2 separate regions of the Homo sapiens genome follow, and region 1 is linked to region 2. A link is a loop called in an ENCODE intact Hi-C map of the cell type or tissue named here. Cell type or tissue: endothelial cell of umbilical vein. All regions are shown on one strand. Links, peaks and the distances in the headings refer to the core of each region. The heading gives the core; the rest is flanking DNA. Region 1 holds the start of LOC124906073 (a long non-coding RNA gene). Region 2 overlaps GLI2 (GLI family zinc finger 2).

Evidence for each region. Hi-C counts contacts between places; a loop is a spot of excess contacts. Peaks named below come from ENCODE experiments on the same cell type or tissue, not always from the same donor. Only the 100,000 strongest peaks of a DNase experiment are listed, where the experiment ranks them.
Region 1: a loop joins it to region 2, with 8 times the contacts of the local background. A loop is called at or near these places in 12 of 110 quality-filtered maps.

Annotation. Positions count from the first base shown.
Region 1 is chr2:120,718,842-120,727,174 of GRCh38, reverse strand. It overlaps LOC124906073 (a long non-coding RNA gene), which reads right to left and starts at 4,156. Exons shown (of 3, transcript XR_007087219.1): 1 at 3,930-4,156; 2 at 2,795-2,967. In endothelial cell of umbilical vein, for the core only: no CTCF peak of the experiment used is centred there; a DNase peak (open chromatin) is centred at 4,304; H3K27ac peaks cover 1,044 bases; H3K27me3 peaks cover 276 bases.
Region 2 is chr2:120,910,298-120,918,630 of GRCh38, reverse strand. The region is part of intron 2 of GLI2 (GLI family zinc finger 2); the gene reads right to left. Among named protein-coding and RNA genes, the nearest start is that of GLI2, 180 kb to the right of the region's middle. RefSeq lists enhancers at 2,541-3,314, 3,315-4,088, 6,380-7,323. In endothelial cell of umbilical vein, for the core only: no CTCF peak of the experiment used is centred there; a DNase peak (open chromatin) is centred at 3,290; H3K27ac peaks cover 230 bases; H3K27me3 peaks cover 4,629 bases.

The DNA.
Region 1 (8,333 bases), core at 262-8,261, 190 kb after region 2:
CTGTTTATACACACAGGATTTGTTTATATTCTTAAGTAGATAAACCATAGAATGTTTTAAAATTATCTATGGGGGCAGTGAGGGAATAAAATGGAAGGAACAGAAATGGAAGCTAGACTTCTTTGAATATATCTTGGGTTTTTAGACTTGACTTCAGAAACATGAAAAGAATTTACATGATTATAATATTAAAATTTTATTTTTTGTAGTATAAAGGATATATTTTTTTATTTTATAAAAATAATGTAATTATTTTTTAAAAAGTAATCCCCAAAAGTGAAAGTAAAATGAAACAAATGAGCATAAATATGTGTCTAGTTAGTAGATACAAAGGGACAAAAATTCTATGTGACTATCAAACGTACTAATTTGACTGCACATGACTGTGGATATGCTTTTAGGACAAAAGGAACTGGTTATGTGGAAAACAAACTGTTTTCAGTAATTATATTGTTGGTAGAGTGTTGATATTGTTCTCAGATAATGAATATATAGTATGAAATCATGCAAATTAGTAATTATGTTAGTATGATGGATAATTAGAATTGTTCAGCATGGGAGAGAGGAGAAAGAGAAGTAAAATTAATAAAGTTAAACTCTATGGTTCTAAATTTGAATTGGAAACATCATTATGAACTCATGAGTATTTTATCTTTTTTTAAAATTATGTTTCTTAGCCCTGTCCACTGAAAAGTCTTAAAAACAATGATCAACCCAATAGCAGTGAGCACCCTGAGAGTCTAGATTTGGTTTCTAAATACCATTTCTCACTATAAAGAACCAGAACTCCTTGGAGAAATGATTGATTCTAGGTTTGGGAAGAAAATGCCCAAGAGGAGCCTGCTATGTACCCATGTCTGTGTCCATTACCAATGTGACAGTATTTGGTAATGGAGCTTTTGAGAGGTAATTGGGTTTAGATGAGGGATTCACGATGGGATTAGTGCCCTTACTAGAAAACCAAGAGATTTTCTCTCTCCCTCTCTCTCTCCCTGCTCCCCCTCTCCATCTCTCTCCATGCATAAGCACCAAGGAAAGTCCATGTGTGCACACAGCAAGAAGGCAGCTGTGTACAAGCCAGGGAGGGGACCTCAGCAGGAACCACATCTGCTAGTACCTGGATCTTGCACTTCCCAGCCTCTAGAATGGTGAGAAATAAATTTCTGTTGTTTAAGCCACCATCCTGTGGTTTTTTGTTACAGCAGCCCGAGGTGACTAAGACAAAACCTGATATTGTCATACCAGAAAGGAAGGCAGCTATCAAAGACAACTAGAGTTGTGTCAGAGGACTCAGGGCCAATTAAAAAGGCTTCCCTGACCAAATGTGGGACACGTGAGTTTGCCAATGGATTGTACACATCACATATCTTTAGATCCATGCACATAGAAAGCCACTTGGAAAAAAGTTCATCTCAGTGGTTTCCTTGGACCTGTGCTTTTCATTACCCACTAGCCATGCATGACTACGGAGCCCTTCAAATGTGGCTAGCCCAGCTGAAGAACCATATTTAAAATTTTAGATGTAAAAGAAAATCTTTTAAGTGTGTTTGGAACAACCTGGGTATGTGACTTTACATTTTCCACTATAAATTTTGTGAAATCTGAATGCAAGTCAACTATTTCTGATGAACATTTAAGATCTGAATTGAGTGTAAAATACACACTGGATTTTGAAGGTTGAATACAAAAAAAAAAGATGGAAAATTGCATTTTTTTAATGTTGACTACATGTTAGAATGATAGTACTTTGGAAATACTGGGTTAAAAATATATCATTAAAATTAATTTCAGCTGTTTTTCATTTTCTCATAAGGCAACTAGAAAATTTTAAATTACGTATGTGGCTGGCATTATATTTCTGTTGCATAATGTTGTCTTAGAGGATGCTATCATGATTTGATAAGTAAGAAATAAAGTGGAAAAATCAAATGTTTGTCTTGATTTTCCTATACTAACTGTACCTCAGAGTAACCAAATAGTTAATAAAGGTAAGTTTCTTCTTTTAGAAGAAGTATTCTAGTTAATAAATGAGGAGGGAATGACAGGATCAGACATTTTGCAACTCCTAATGGCTTGATGGATCTGGGCTGCCAGTACCCCCCAAACAGGGACCTGTGAATCTCCTGATGGAAGGAGACGGCACACCTATGAAGTATTCTTGTTGAAAAAAAAGCAAACTTGTTTCTGGTCATCCTGTGGAGACTTTTAATCTAACTGCAGTTTAGTAGAAGTTTAGGGGATAGAAGAACGTGTTAAACACTACCACAGAGACACAGTACAGTCTCCTCAATAAATAAATTTCAAGGGCATAAAAAGCAGTTGGAGGCAAAGCTAAAAATTTAGAGATTTAAAAGACATAACAACCAATTGCATTGATGAATCTCATTTAAACTAAATGAACTGAAGAAAAAAAAAGTATAAGGCAATAGGGCAATTTGTTCGCTGACTGGAGGGTTGTTGACAATAAAGAATTATTGTTGATTCTTTAGATGTTGCCATTGCTATGGTGTGGATATCTGACCCTCCAACTCTCATGTTGAAACTCGATCCCCATGGAAAAACAAAGTCAGTGGAAAAATTAAAAACAGAAAGAAAGAGAGAAAGAGAAAGGAAAAGAAAAGAAAAAAGTTCATTCCTCAGTGTTGGAGGTGAGGCCTAGTGTGAGGTGTTTGGGTGTCATGGGGGTGGATCCCTTGTGAATGGCTTGGAACCCTCCTGAAGATAATGACTGTGTTGTCTGTTAGTTCCCAAGAGCCTGGCACCTTCCCCATCTCTCTCTTGCTTCCTCTCTCACCATGGGATGGGATCTCTGTCCACGCTGGCTCATCTTCCCTTCCACCATAAATGGAAGCAGCTTGAGGCCCTCACCAGATGCAGATGCTGGTGCCATGCTTCTTGTACAGCCTGCAGAACCATGAGCCAAATGAACTTCTTTTCCTTGTAAATTACCCAGCCTCAGGTTTTCTTCTACAGCAACATAAAAACAAAGACAGTCATATATTTGGGTGGTTTTTTTTTAAGAGTCCTTATCTTCTAGCCATACATATTGAAATATTTATGAGTGAAATTATATAATGTCTGGGATTGGCTTCCAGATGATCTTGGATGGAGTGAGTGGTGGAGATACAGATAAAATAAGATCAGCCATGAGTTGATGATTGATTCAGAGTGATGGGTTCATGCAGTGTATTGTGCCTGACCTGTTTGAAATTTTCAATAATAAAAGTTTTTTTTAATTCCAAAAATATATATAAATAAATAAATAATGAAAATGGGTGAGTCAGATTTTAAAAAAGGAGTTCCGGATTAATATATAATAATATATAATATATATATAATTATATATATATTATATATATAATTATAAATATATATATAATTATATATAATTATATATATTATATAATATATATATAATATATATATAATTATATATATAATTATATAATATATATATAATTATATATATTATATATATAATTATATAATATATAATATATATAATTACATAATTATATATAATATATAATAAGGAGTTCTAAATTCTTTAGAAGGCATGCAAGGGACTTCAGGATGGGGTCCTGTGCTGCTGTCTCATGTAGCACACTGTGATTCCCCTGTCCCCACACCTTTGAACTGGTGCTGCCTCTCTCTGAAAGGCCCTTCACCCTCTTTTCTACTGGAGAGTTCCTATGCAGTCTTCAAAACCCTGCTCAATGTTCATCTCTTCTGGGATGCTTTCCCTGACTCCTCCAGACAAAGTGAGGCAGTCCCTCACTCTGTCTCTTTAGGGAGTTTGCAGCAGCTGTGACAATGTGTTGTTGACCTGTGGAGGTCCCACCCCTACCGTGCTGCCTTCACTTGCTCTCTGAAAGCAAGATCCTGTTAAGAGCTCTGCTGAGGTCTCTAGCTTAGAGGACAGTGCTTACCCCTCAGAAGGTTCTCCGTGCAAGCTGAGTGAGTAAACAGGTATTCCACTCTGACCAGCCCCTCAGTCCTGACTGCAGGGCACTGCAGCTTTCCACTTCCTTCGGTGCTTTGTTTAACACATCCAGCCCTGCTACATCTCGCCTGACTCCAGTCTAGAAACCTTCATTTCCTCACAGCCTGGCTGTTAGGAGTATTGGATACACAGGCATGACCACAGTTTGAAATTCCAAAGACAGGGAACAGTATCTTTTTATAGCATGTTCAGAGGGACAGAGGCAGTGCTGGGGCCAGTGGTTCCCAAGGGCAGGAACATTGTCTCGTTTATCTTTGTTGTGTCATTTCCTGGATGACCCCCAGTGGGTTCTCCCTGAGGAATGTTAAGCCAGACATTGAGGAAAGAGAGAATCACCCGATTCTGACGTCGCACCATTCTAAACAATACTAATGATCTTCAGCACCAAGGGGACTGAACAAATAGGAGTAAGAGGAAAGTGGCCTCATCGTGGCTGAGAAGGTCATCAGAGAATTGAGCCAAGATGAATAATATCTTTTCCTCACATCCGGATAAATCACAGTCCAGAGTACCATGAAAACTTGTGGGCAGGGATGCAGAATTGCTCCCTACAACTCTCTAGGAAGTGCGAAGCCTGGGAGAGGGGCCAGAAGATGGAATAAATGTCTGGGAGAAATGCTCTCTGCTTCTTCAAACGAGGCAAAGATGCAGACTGAGAACAGATAACCAGATTGCTTGATGGTAGATCCTGACGCGAGTCCCGGATGGCGGATGGTGTATGAGCCCCACCCAGAGCCCCTCACCCGGGGGGCGGGCAGGAGCAGGAGAGACACGGTTGGTGGATTTGTAGCTGGAGATAGTCCAACAACTGTAGGTGGGTGAGGTCTGGGCAAGGAATTGCTGCCCCGGGGAGCCAGGCAGGAGTGTCACCTGACTGCTCAGCCCTGCCCTGTTCTGCAGTTTTGCTAGTGACTTACATGAAGACAGAGCAAGGCTGCTGATCATACATGGGGATGACACAAAGCTGGAATTTAATTCTTGGGATGTAGAATCAAGATTTGCAAAGATAAAGACCCATCACCCTAGAAGAATGAGAAGAAACTGGCAAAATAAAATCTAAAATTCTGAGCCTCACGCAACCCACTCTATAAGGAAAGAATGGAGAGCTCTGGCTAAACACCATGCTTGTGCAGGTAGCAGGTCGGGGGAGAAAAAACCGAGTGTCCTCAGTTCAACCCAGACTTTTAAACACTGTCACGAAAGCTGGTGGGCTGCACTTTAGAGCAGCGTCCCAAACATGTTTTCGTGGGCCACCTCCATGATGCTTGCCGTGACTGCAGACCACCTGTGCTCTTGGTAACCTTTGTTTATTCATTTATTTATTTATTTACTTTATTTGATTTTTGAGACGGAGTTTCGCTCTTGTCACCCAGGCTGGAGTGCAATGGCACTATCTCGGCTCACTGCAACCTCTGCCTCCCAGGTTCAAGAGAGTCTCCTGCCTCAACCTCCTGAGTAGCTGAGATTACAGGTGCCCACAGGCTAATTTTTGTATTTTTAGTAGAAATGGGATTTCACCATGTTGGCCAGGCTGGTCTCGAACTCCTGACCTCAAGTGATCTGCCCGCCTCAGCCTCCCAAAGTGCTGGGACTACAGATGTGAGCCACCAAGCCCAGCCTCCTCGTAACCTTTAGGTCAACTCAATTCCTTGTAAAGGAAACTCTAGGTAAGGCCAGAATGCTTGCCATAAATAGGAGGCATGCAGACATCCAAGGGCCAAACTACTGCTTTTAAAGCATTTGTCTGTGGACACCTACAGGTCGTCTCCCCTGCCACCTGTGGTTTGTGTGCTCTCTCTAGGGAAACAGAGGCCCAACCCAGGGGAGTAAGTGCCTGCTCCTCTCTGCCCATCAGACCAACCCCAGGGCCTTGTGTTCAGGGAAGGGCTGCATTCCAAGAGGAGGGTAACAAACTGGAAGTGCCCTGACACTGATTGGAAGAGAATGGCTCGGAACTCTGAGCCATGGCCAGCAGTGGAACGAACTGGAACAGAAAGACCGACAAGTGATCTTGAGCAGGCCACTTTGGTTACCAGCATCTGGTCACTTCACCCACTCAAACCTGAAGCTCTTCATCAGAAAAACCAGAGGGAGAGGGACCTACCTTGTGCAGAGAGTTGGACAGGCCCTGCAGACCCCTGCCTGTCTCTCTTCACATGGTGCATCCAGGCTCCACCTCTCCTCCTCTTGGTGCCTCTGATAGGGACAGATGGCAGTGGGGTGCGAGCCCTGGGCTAGGCTCACCAGAGCTCTGATGCTAATTCACTGTGCACTCCGATGATGTGTCCCCACCCTCAGGGCCTCGGTGTCCTCATCCGTAACACCACAAGTTGGGTGGGACAATTCACGGGCTGCTGGCTGTCTGAAGCCTGAATCTGGCCCACAGATGTGTTTTGGTTGGCCTGAATAACACTGAATAATTGTATTTTATTAAAAAAAACTTTCTTAGAGATAGAGTCTTGCTCTGTCACCCAGGCTGGCATGCAGGCATCATCACAGCTCACTACAGCCTCAAACTCCTGGACTCAAGCAATCCTCCCACCTCTCTAGTAATTGGGACTACAGGCACACATCACCTTGCCTGGCTTCTATTTTTAATTTCTTGACAACATTCAAAAACCAGGAATAAACACATACACAGATTTCTTTATTCCCCTGAAAAACTCAAAAGCTCTGGTCACCCCAGGCCTGCCTCTTGGCATAGCACCGCCCAGCTGGCCCTGAAAAGTGCCCGCCCCTGTAGAAAGAGCCAGAATGCCTACCTGCAAAGCTACTCAGCCAGTGCCTTGCCCAGCCCTCGCCTGGCATGGGGCTCCTCCTGGGACCAGCAGGACGCACTTGGAGGGCTGCTATGCACTGTACAGAGTCAGTACTCCACGTGCCCTTTGGAACCGTCCCTTTCTGGCCCTAAGGACGTGGCCAGGCCTGGACTCTACTTCTCTCAGGCTCCCATTTCCAAAGTGCCAAAAGTGACTGGGGGGGCTTTTATTGTAAATTTCAAGACATCAGAGGACACTGCTAAAGTATGTGAAAGAAATTTTCAACTTTTTGGATTAAAAACTATTTTCCTTGGACAGAGTCAGCAAGTCTCATTGCTCTTGTTAACTGGTCCCTACAGAACCTCCTCGCTGATGTGGCAGAGCTGGGTCTCTTGCCTTGGTCTGCAGTTTTTAAGTAACTGAGACAACCTTCTATTCTTTCCGCGTCTTTGCATTTCACATGTCTCTTTTGCCTAGTTCTGGAAAAGACGGATGCCTCCATGACCTGGGAGCCGCGTCTAGAGCCTGTCTCTGACATCCCACCAGGAGCCCTTTGTAATCAGGGTCTTCTTAACTCCATGGGGGCGTGAACAGGACCCTGGGCTCCCTTCATACACCCTGTGGTCGTGTTGCTTCATTCACTCACGCCATGAGGTTTCCTGAGCCCCCCCACGGTGTGCCTTCCCTGGGCTGCTCACCACTGTATCCCAGCACCAGGGTGGGTGCTGGCACCCCACGGAGGCCCTCTGGAGGTTGGTGGGATACATGAAGAAGCTGGGCCTTGGCAGGGGCTGTGGGCAGGCTGAGGTGCAACTTCTGCTCTCATGGGCAACCAGCTATCGGCCTGGCAAAGTGCCTGCTGTTTAGACATTATATCGGGTCAGCCAGCAGTCTTAGAAGTGTGACCAGAGCCTTCCAGACCCATCCTGGAATGCGGTGGCACAGAGGAGAGGGGCCCTTTGAATCTCCAGAGCAGCCTGTGGTGGGGGGACCATATGATATATCACCCAAATTGGGACACGGCATGAAGGATGATGCCAGGAGAACATTTGCAAATGGAACTGTTCCAGAAGACCTGGGATGAGTAAGTCACAAGAACTTTAAAATGGGTCGTACTCTTAGGTCCAACAATCCTACCTCCAAGAAATGCATCCTAAACCAGGGAATGTTTTACGAAGAATATGTCCATCAAAGTATCATTTACAGCTGGGTGCAGCGGCTCACACCTGTGATCCCAGCACTTTGGGAGGCTGAGGTGGGAGGATTGCTTGAGGCCAGGAGTTCAAGACCAGCCTGGGCAACATGGTGAGACCCTGTCTCTACAAAGAATGCAAAAATCAGCCAGGTGTGGTGGCATGCAGCTGTAGTCCCAGCTACTCAGGGGGCTGAGGCAAGAGGATTGCTTGAACCCAGGAGTTTGAGGCTGGAGTGAGCCATGAGCATGCCACTGCACTCCAGCCTGGGCAACAGAGCAAGACCTAAGGGTCCCACCACAGGAGAGTCATTCAGTCAGCTAGAGTATAGCCATCTGCACAACAGAATAGTAGGTAGCCATTTTAAAAGGTTTTACA
Region 2 (8,333 bases), core at 246-8,245:
CATCTCTACTAAAAATACAAAAATTAGCCAGGGGTGGTGGTGCAAGCCTGTAATCCCAGTTACTGGAGAGGCTGAGGCAGGAGAATAACTTGAACCTGGGAGCTGGAGGTTGCAGTGAGCTGAGATTGCGCCAATGCACTCCAGCCTGGGAGACAGAGAGAGGCTCCATATCCAAAAAAAAAAAAAAAAAAAGAATATTTATGGTGTCCATAGAGTAGAAACCCCTAATAAGTCATAATGCCCTTCCCCATCTCTGAGCAGATGTGACAAGGGTCCCGGTGCTATGGTAATGAAGAGAACTTTTCCTCCATTCCCAGTATAAGGGACATTGAGATGTATCAGATAGAAACTCATATAAGGCATCCACCGATGCTCCCTCCTTCAGCCATCCAGGTCTGATCTAGGGATACGATGTAGTTCAGACACATCACCCCACTCATATGGCCTTGACATACACAGGGTTTGGGCTCCACCCAGCCCAGCTCTGCAGCTGTCTCTGGAATCCACGGCGGAGCTGCTCACCACCCAGGGCAGAGTTCTCCATGCACAGATGTGTACTCTGTGCAAACTCACTGCTTGACAGAGTGAGGATGCAGGAACTGATGAAAGCCATGGCTTTGCAGGAAAGATCTTCTATAAATTAATCCCTGCTGGCCACTCACCCCTATTCCCAGATGACCAATCCCCAGGAGGCTTAGGCTGGCTACTACAAGCTCTGGTGGTTCCCACCATTCTTTCCCTAGTGTCTGTGTCCATGCTGCCCGCAGAAAATAAGCAGGGGAGGGAACTTGCAAGGTGGTCTGGGAGTTCAGGTGAACACTATTGTGAATTCCGTTTAAAAGGAGGGCTCCCACTCTCCTTGTCTGCATCAGCCACATATCCCATGGCTGCAGCAATAACTCCCCTCTTGGGAAAGTCAGCAGCAGGAGAAGCCCAAGGCAGAAGGGATGTGACCAGGTCCCAGCCTATGACATCTCATGAAGGCTCCTCCTGTGTGCTGCAAGGCAGCAGCAGTGCAGAGGATGGGGTCTCCTCTACAATTCAATTATTTTACACCAAACCCAGTACTACTTCCCTCCAGGAAAGGGGGCGCATGGATGGCCTGGACAAAGCTGCAAGGAGGGCAAGGCTGGGCAGGGTACTGCATCTTCAGGCTGCTTCTGGGCTCTGCCAGGAAGCACAGGCTCAGGAGAACAGAGTGGGGCCTGAATGCACACATGTGCCATCTCGGGGCCCTGGGCCAGGTCTGAGTTGTCAAACAAGAACAGATGCACCACTGGCTACATGGTCGTCAATGACTCCCCAGTCTCAACAGAGAGAAAGAAAGTGAGAGTGATTGCTACTTTCCATTCCACGCTTAATGTACAATTTGATCAGTTAAACCACTTAATCCTATATGAAACAGGAATGTGAAGACACCTTATGAAATGAAAAATGTTAACCTCATGGGTAAGGATGGCGATCAGCACCGTCATTCTGGTGATGAACCCCAGAAGGCCAGCGCCCTCCCAACACCAATGATGCTGGATGTCAGCTTGCTGTTTGCATGGCTAAGGTCGCTTCTGGCCATTTATTCTGGGCTTGTCACAAATCCCATGGAGCAAGACTCTGCTCTCTCCTATTCCTGTGGAGATCCCAGGCCCAATCCCCAGGGAAGTTGTACCTAAAGGCTTCCCAGAAGATACCAGAAACGACGACACCAGCTTCAAAGAAGAGGCTGGATGCTCCCTCCTTCAACCATCCAGGTCTGATCTAGGGATACGATGTAGTTCAGACACATTGTCCCACTAATATGGCCTTGACATACACAGGCTTTGGGCCCCATCAAGCCTGGCTCCACAGCTGTCTCTGGAATCCACGGCGGAGCTGCTCACCACCCAGGGCAGAGTTCTCCATCCACAGTTGGAAGTCACAACCACACACCCTGCTGCAGGTCAAGGCTTCCCCTACTCGCTCAATGTAAGAGGACGCTGCTCATGGGCTCTGGAGGCCACAGAGAACAAGAGGCATAATTCCTGCCCACAGGGAGTGCCCCGGGGCGCTGCTGTGTAAGCCACTGCCACAGCTGGAGAGCCTGACCCTGCGGGATTCAGCGAGGCCCACGCAGCACAAACTGCCCAAGTGGCCTCAAAGTCAGGAAAAGATTTCCATGAGGTCTGGAGCAGCCAGGAAGGCTCATTGGAAGAGGCCAGACCTGGCAGAGCCAGAAGGAAGGGGGAGGATGGCAGGCTCTTCAGGCTCAGGGCAGTGCGGACAGTGAGCCCAGGATGCCCAATTGTGCCCTGGCACTGAACCGAGTGAAGTGTAAGCCCCGGTGCAAAGCATGTGGCCTCTCCTATACATACAGGATGAGGAACATCTCTTGCTGGCGTCCTCGAGAGGAACACATGATGTAATACACATAGTAAGAGGTACATGATGAAGCACCCACTAAGCCCTGATATCGGGGTTTCTCAGGCTGTTGCTGGGCCCTGTTGCCAGAGCTCCTGCCTCAGTGAGCCTGGGCATGTCTAACAGGTTCCCAGTGATGCAGATGCTGCTGCTCCAGGGACCACCCCGGGAGGGAGACTCACAGGCCCTTTGGCATTTCCACACTTGCTGTGGCTCCATAGTTCCCAGTTGCACAGTAAGGAAGGGGAAATCATTTATCATGTCCATGCGCCTACTAGGCATTGTACTAACTGGAGAAACTCAACACAGAAGATCAGAGAGGCGGGAGTGGGGGAGACATTTGAATCCTGGTGACCATTTACCAGTGCTTCTGAGCAGCAGCTGCAAGGGGTCTGGGTGCCACTGGGAATGCAGGTTTGGAAGGCATCCAGGGGTCTGTGCTTTTCGATGGTACATGAATGAAAGTGCACACCAGGGCTGGGAGAGGCTGCCAGGGACTTTCTCCCCTTGCTAGGGAGCCTTGGTCTGTTCTGAGATCCTGACACTTTCAAAGGCCAGCCCTTCAGCCACGTGAGCCCAGGTGACCAGGTGTTCGTTCGCAAATGAGGACGAAGTCACTGGCCTAAGCATCAGAGGTAGGAAGCACCAAAAGAGCACGAATCATGGAAAACCTCCTTCCCCAGGGCCTTATGCAAATGGCACCATGATTTTCAATAATAAGCCACAGGACAGGAGAATTCCAGAGGCCCTCCTGATGCCCAGCCACCACCCCACAGGAAGCATTTAATAAGAATAATATCCTGAATGGCCACTCCACAACGTGCAACTAAAAAGTGCTTCTGTCTCACTTGGGGGAAAAACGTGGGGGGAGGAATTAAAATCAGACAGGAAATTCCAACACCACGAGCTGGCTGGTGTCCGGCTGGCTGAGGCCCAGGCCACTCACGCAATCAGGCCTGCCCTGCAGACACAGCCTAGCAGGACCCGTGGCCTCTGCTGGGTCCGCCCACGCACACTGCCCACCCCAGGCTGAGGTGTTACTTGACAAATTAGCTGCCGAAAGAGAGAGTGTGCTGGGCTGGGGCCAGCACAGCCACTCCACACCAGGCACAGAGTTCTGAGACTGGTCTCCTGGTGAGGGCAGGTAGGGATGCAGAGGGACCTGCACATTCCAGGGTGAGGAGTGTGCTCCAGCCAACGCCACGGGAGAGGCCAGCCCCGTGCCATTTGGGTCTGGCCGCTCGGGAGCCAGGCAGTCATGGGATCTGTTCCCTGCAACAGTGGCCTTGAAGTGACAGGAGACAGGCCACAAGAGGCGGCATAGTGTCCTGTTGGACAGAGCTGAGGCTGCCGCCAGTGCCACAGCCAAGTCTGGCTTGATTGCTGACTCACCGAACCTTCCTGTGCCTCGGTGTCCTTATCTGTAAAATGAGGATAGGGACAGGACCCATGTCAGAGGGAGACTGTGAAGTGGAGAAGAGCTAGTGCAGGGCCAGGCACGCAGTAGGGCCCCGAAGGGTGCCGGTGTGGCCATCCCTACAGACCCCTCTGCTGGGCTCCTGCCCCTTTAGCAAGGGGTGGGAGACTGGGGTGAGCTCCAGAGGGACACCTGGGAGATCCCCGCCATCACAAGGAATGGGAGGGGCTGCCTGTCTGTCTGGGTAGACATGTAGAGTCCCACATTAGAGAATTTTAGGGCTGGAAGAAACAATAGGGCTGGTCAAGCTTGCTTAAGGTTGAAAACTCTGTCTTGGTCACAGAAGGTTTCTAAAAAAGTAGTGTGCAGCCTCCCCACTGCAAAATGCAATAGATTTGAAGCCCAGAGGACCATGGCTCCCAGGGACCCTGGCACCTTGCAGAATCCAATGCAGAAAGCAGGAATCCAGCCCAGGAGCTGGAGGAGACGGTGCCCAGGCCCTAGTGCTCCTTCCACCTGTCACAGGCCAGGGCTAGGCCAGGTGGCCTGGGATGGATTCAGGCTTTCCCCTAAAATCTTGCTGCCCCTTGACATACTCATTTGACAGTATACACTGGCGACCCCGTCAGCTGGCAGGGACCTTGTCGGCTAGCTATTGCAATGCTGACTGGTCCCCGGCAAGAAGCCCACTTGTCGCAGGTGATTCTCCCTTTCAGGAGGATGACCATGCCATTCCTCTGTCTGGTCCCCACGGGTCGTGAAGGTGTCACTTGCCATTCTGTGTACTTAACTAGCATCCAGCCCCTTCCCTGCAGAGCCCAACAAGAGGTTTCTTGATCTGGCTTATAGGTCCTGCCTTGCGTCCTGCCGAGAGCATCAAGTCCCAGCTTTGCACTCTGCCATAGCTCTTGAGACGACAGTAAGGCCACCACATTTGGTCTCCACCAGGCCCTGGTGATGGTTTCCCAGGCTGAGCCAAGGCACCTCTTTATTCCAGGCTGCATTCTGAGGCAGGGCCTGCCACAGACAATCAATGACCTTTAAAACCGGGCAGCGGAATCAGCCACCTGGACAAGCAAACGAGCACTGGGGCTGGACTTACTGTCTTTCTGCAATCAACAGGGGAATGACAAAATGCTCTCCATTCTTTCATCCAAGCAGGTCCCGTAAGGGCCACTTTCTGGGAGCCTCTTGTCAGTCCCAATAATTATGTTACTCAAAGGGATCCTTTACAATTCTCTCTACCTTGGACTAGAATCTTCCCTAGGTGTCCACTCATCCAATGCAGCCCTGGCCAACAGAAATACAATGTGGGCCACATATGTTATTGTAAATTTTCTAGGAGCCACATTTAAAAAAAACTAAAAAGAAACAGGTGATTATTTTAATAACACAATTTAATTGAACCAGTACGTCAAAAATACTATCACTTCAACATGGAACCAGTAAAAAAATTGTTAATGAGATGTGTTACATGCTTTTATTCCTACTACGTCTTCAAAACCTGGTACCTATCTTGCACTCACAGCACATCTCAATTAGGATAGCCACATTGCAAGCACTCAGCCACACACAGCTCGCGGCTACCCTACTGAACAGCTCAGGCCTAACTCGTTATCATTATTGACTTTCCACTGCTTCAGAATTCTAGTCTAGCTTAGTAAAAGTCCCATCAATACACAAAATATGGTGATGAGAATTCTCCCCAAACCTCAGTCCTTCCTCACCTTTGAATCTTAGCTTCCTACAGACTTCTATTTGGTCGCTTACATTTACTGATGAAAACACAGTTATTTTTCTTCCCTCCTTTCCTCCCTCCCTTCCATTCATTTAACTCACAAACGTTCCCAGAATCGTAGGAGGGTTACTTGCGATTCTGTGGGTGAGGCCGGTGCCCCGCCCAAGGGATTAAGTCAGCCTGTGCCTCTCTCCCCACCCTTCCACACCCTTGACCTCTCCGCGCAGAGCTGGTCGACAGCACCTCCCTTGTTCTGCCCTGGATTGCTGCCCGCTGCGTTCTTGATAAGCTTGGAGTGTTCCCAGACACGGGAGTGGGTGTGTGGACTCCCGAGATCTTCGACAAATAAGAGGGTCCGCAGAAAGCAAAGCCCATGCCGGGGTCATGAGGGGCAGTGCGGCAGGACCGTGGAGAAACACCGGGCAAGCCGTGTTACACTTTCGGACGCCTGGCTCCCTGCCCGTGTGATTCTGGACCCAGTTAACTGAATGATGGTTGGAGCACATGCCATTCCCACCACCCTCCCCACTCTCCCCACCAACGACCACTGTGGCGCATGGAAACAGTATTTCTCTTTGCTGGGATACGGTGTCCACCAGCAGGACTGGAGGCCAGTCCATGAATCCGTGGGAAGAGCCTGCTCCCCTATTTTGTTGGTTCAGAAACTGAGACACAGAATATGTGGTCTCATGACCCAACCCTCCAGCCCTGAGCGGTGCCCAGAATCTTATTTCCTAGAATAAGACTGTAGAAGAAAGGGAGGAGGAAAACATGCCAAAGCCTTCCTGACATCAAAAAAAAAAAAAAAAACCTCTTGCAAAACAATATTTTGATGAGCTAAGCATGTGAATTAAAAGCAGACAGAGTCTACTTCTTTTTAAATAAACAGGGTTTAAGATCTAGGGGAAAACTCCCAAATACAATGTGTTTCGGGGCCGGAGAAACCAGAGCTGCCCTTCCACAAACCCAAGAGCAGCCTGGCCTGTGCACTCTCATCCGAGGCGTTTGTGGGCAAAGGCCCTGCTTTGTGGGTCCAGTCACACCTCAGTAGGGGGACCAGGAGGAGGGTCTGAGTGACTGACAGGTGGTCCCCAGGTCCTGCCATTGCCAGCAGAATGGAGTCAAGAGCCCCAGCCTGGCACTCAGGACCTCCAGATCCTGCCCCACAGACTCTCCCAGCCCCAGGGTCAAATGACAGCCTTGCAGACCCCATGCCTCCTAGGCTCCACCCTGCCTAGAAAGCCCCTCCCCACCACACCCCCTCATCCTCATCATGCCAACTCAGCCTGCCCTCAGCAACCCCAGTCCACACGAGCCTGCCTCCAGGAAGCTTCCTGGACCTTTCTTCTGCCACCCCCCTCCACCGCAGGCAGACGATACTCCCTCCACACCATTTCCTCTGAGTCAACGACCAGCCCAGCGAGTGGCATGGAGGAGGTGAGGAGTATGTGCCCAGTGAGTGAATGAATGAATACATGAATGAGTGAATCCTCCCACTATTGGAAAACAGAACCCGAGGATAACAAGGGTGGCCAGTAGCTACCGACTGTCAGTCTAAATTAATTTAGGACCGAGGAGAGAAAGCCATGCTGCTCGGGGCCGCAGTAGGAGACAGAGCAGTTTCTAGGAGTCAGCCACGCACTGGCCCTTCCTTGGAGACTGGAAACCGCAGTGGTTCTAACAGCCAGTGCACAGGGCTTCCTTCACACTGGAGCCTTCCTGAGCATGTTGCATTTGTTAACTCATTTCATCCTCATAGCAATTGATGAAGGTATTGTTACTATTATCTCCACTTTAGAGATGAGGAAACTGAGGCACAGGAGCGTTCAGTAACTTGCCCTGGTTCAGTCAAATGGCTAATCTGTGTCACAGCCAGACCTCATGCCCATTTCTCTGAAATTCCAGACATGGGTGGGGTAGGGTAGGGCGGTATGAGCTCTTCTTGGACCAGGAAGAAGAAATGAGGCCGGGGGAAGGCCCAGGTCCCAGTCTTTGCCCGACTCATCCCCTGTTCTCCTGGGTGCCCACTCCCCCTCAGGGCAGCCTGGGCCAGGCATTGGTGTAATAAGGGTCACAGGTGTGTGATGGAGGAGGGAGCAGTACTCTGTGACCCAGGCCCTGGTAAGGAGGTGGAGCACCAACAAACTCCAGGAAACACAAGGCCAGCCTTGGTATTTTCACTTCATTCGTGGTCTTTCCAAAAGGAAATGTAACCCCTTAAAACAGAATGGGTCTGCCATGCAGCGGCATCTAAGTGCTGCCCAGGTACCCAGCGAAGTCAGAGGCAAGTCCGGGAGGGACCCAGGGGAGGGGAGTTATCTGTTTCCCCAGCTGTGTTCCTGGTGGCTGCTAATAACCCCCATGTATCATTCTGCCTGGCTCCGAAAACATTCTGACTGGCGTTAAAAATGGGCCCCTCTTCTGCCCGTGGCTTGGCGCCCCTGCAACACGTGTGGGATGCTGGTTGTTAGCATGCTGCTTGTGTAATTAGGGCGGCGAGGATGGCAAAGGGCCCACCCCGGGTCCCCAAGAGTGATTGCAGTTCAGAAAAAGCACCCACTTGGTTCTGCGCTGATTAATGATGGACCCCGCTAATAGCCCTGCTTAACACAGGAGTTTGTCAAGATTAAGTAATTGCCTGAAACAAAAAGTGTATTATCTTTAAGGCCCCACTGATGAATGACTGCTGCTAGGAAATGGGGTGATGGATGTCTGTGACTCCCTGCCACCATCCCTCCCCCATTTGCATAAATTAAAATGCATCCCTTGATTAGGCAAGAAGCCCTG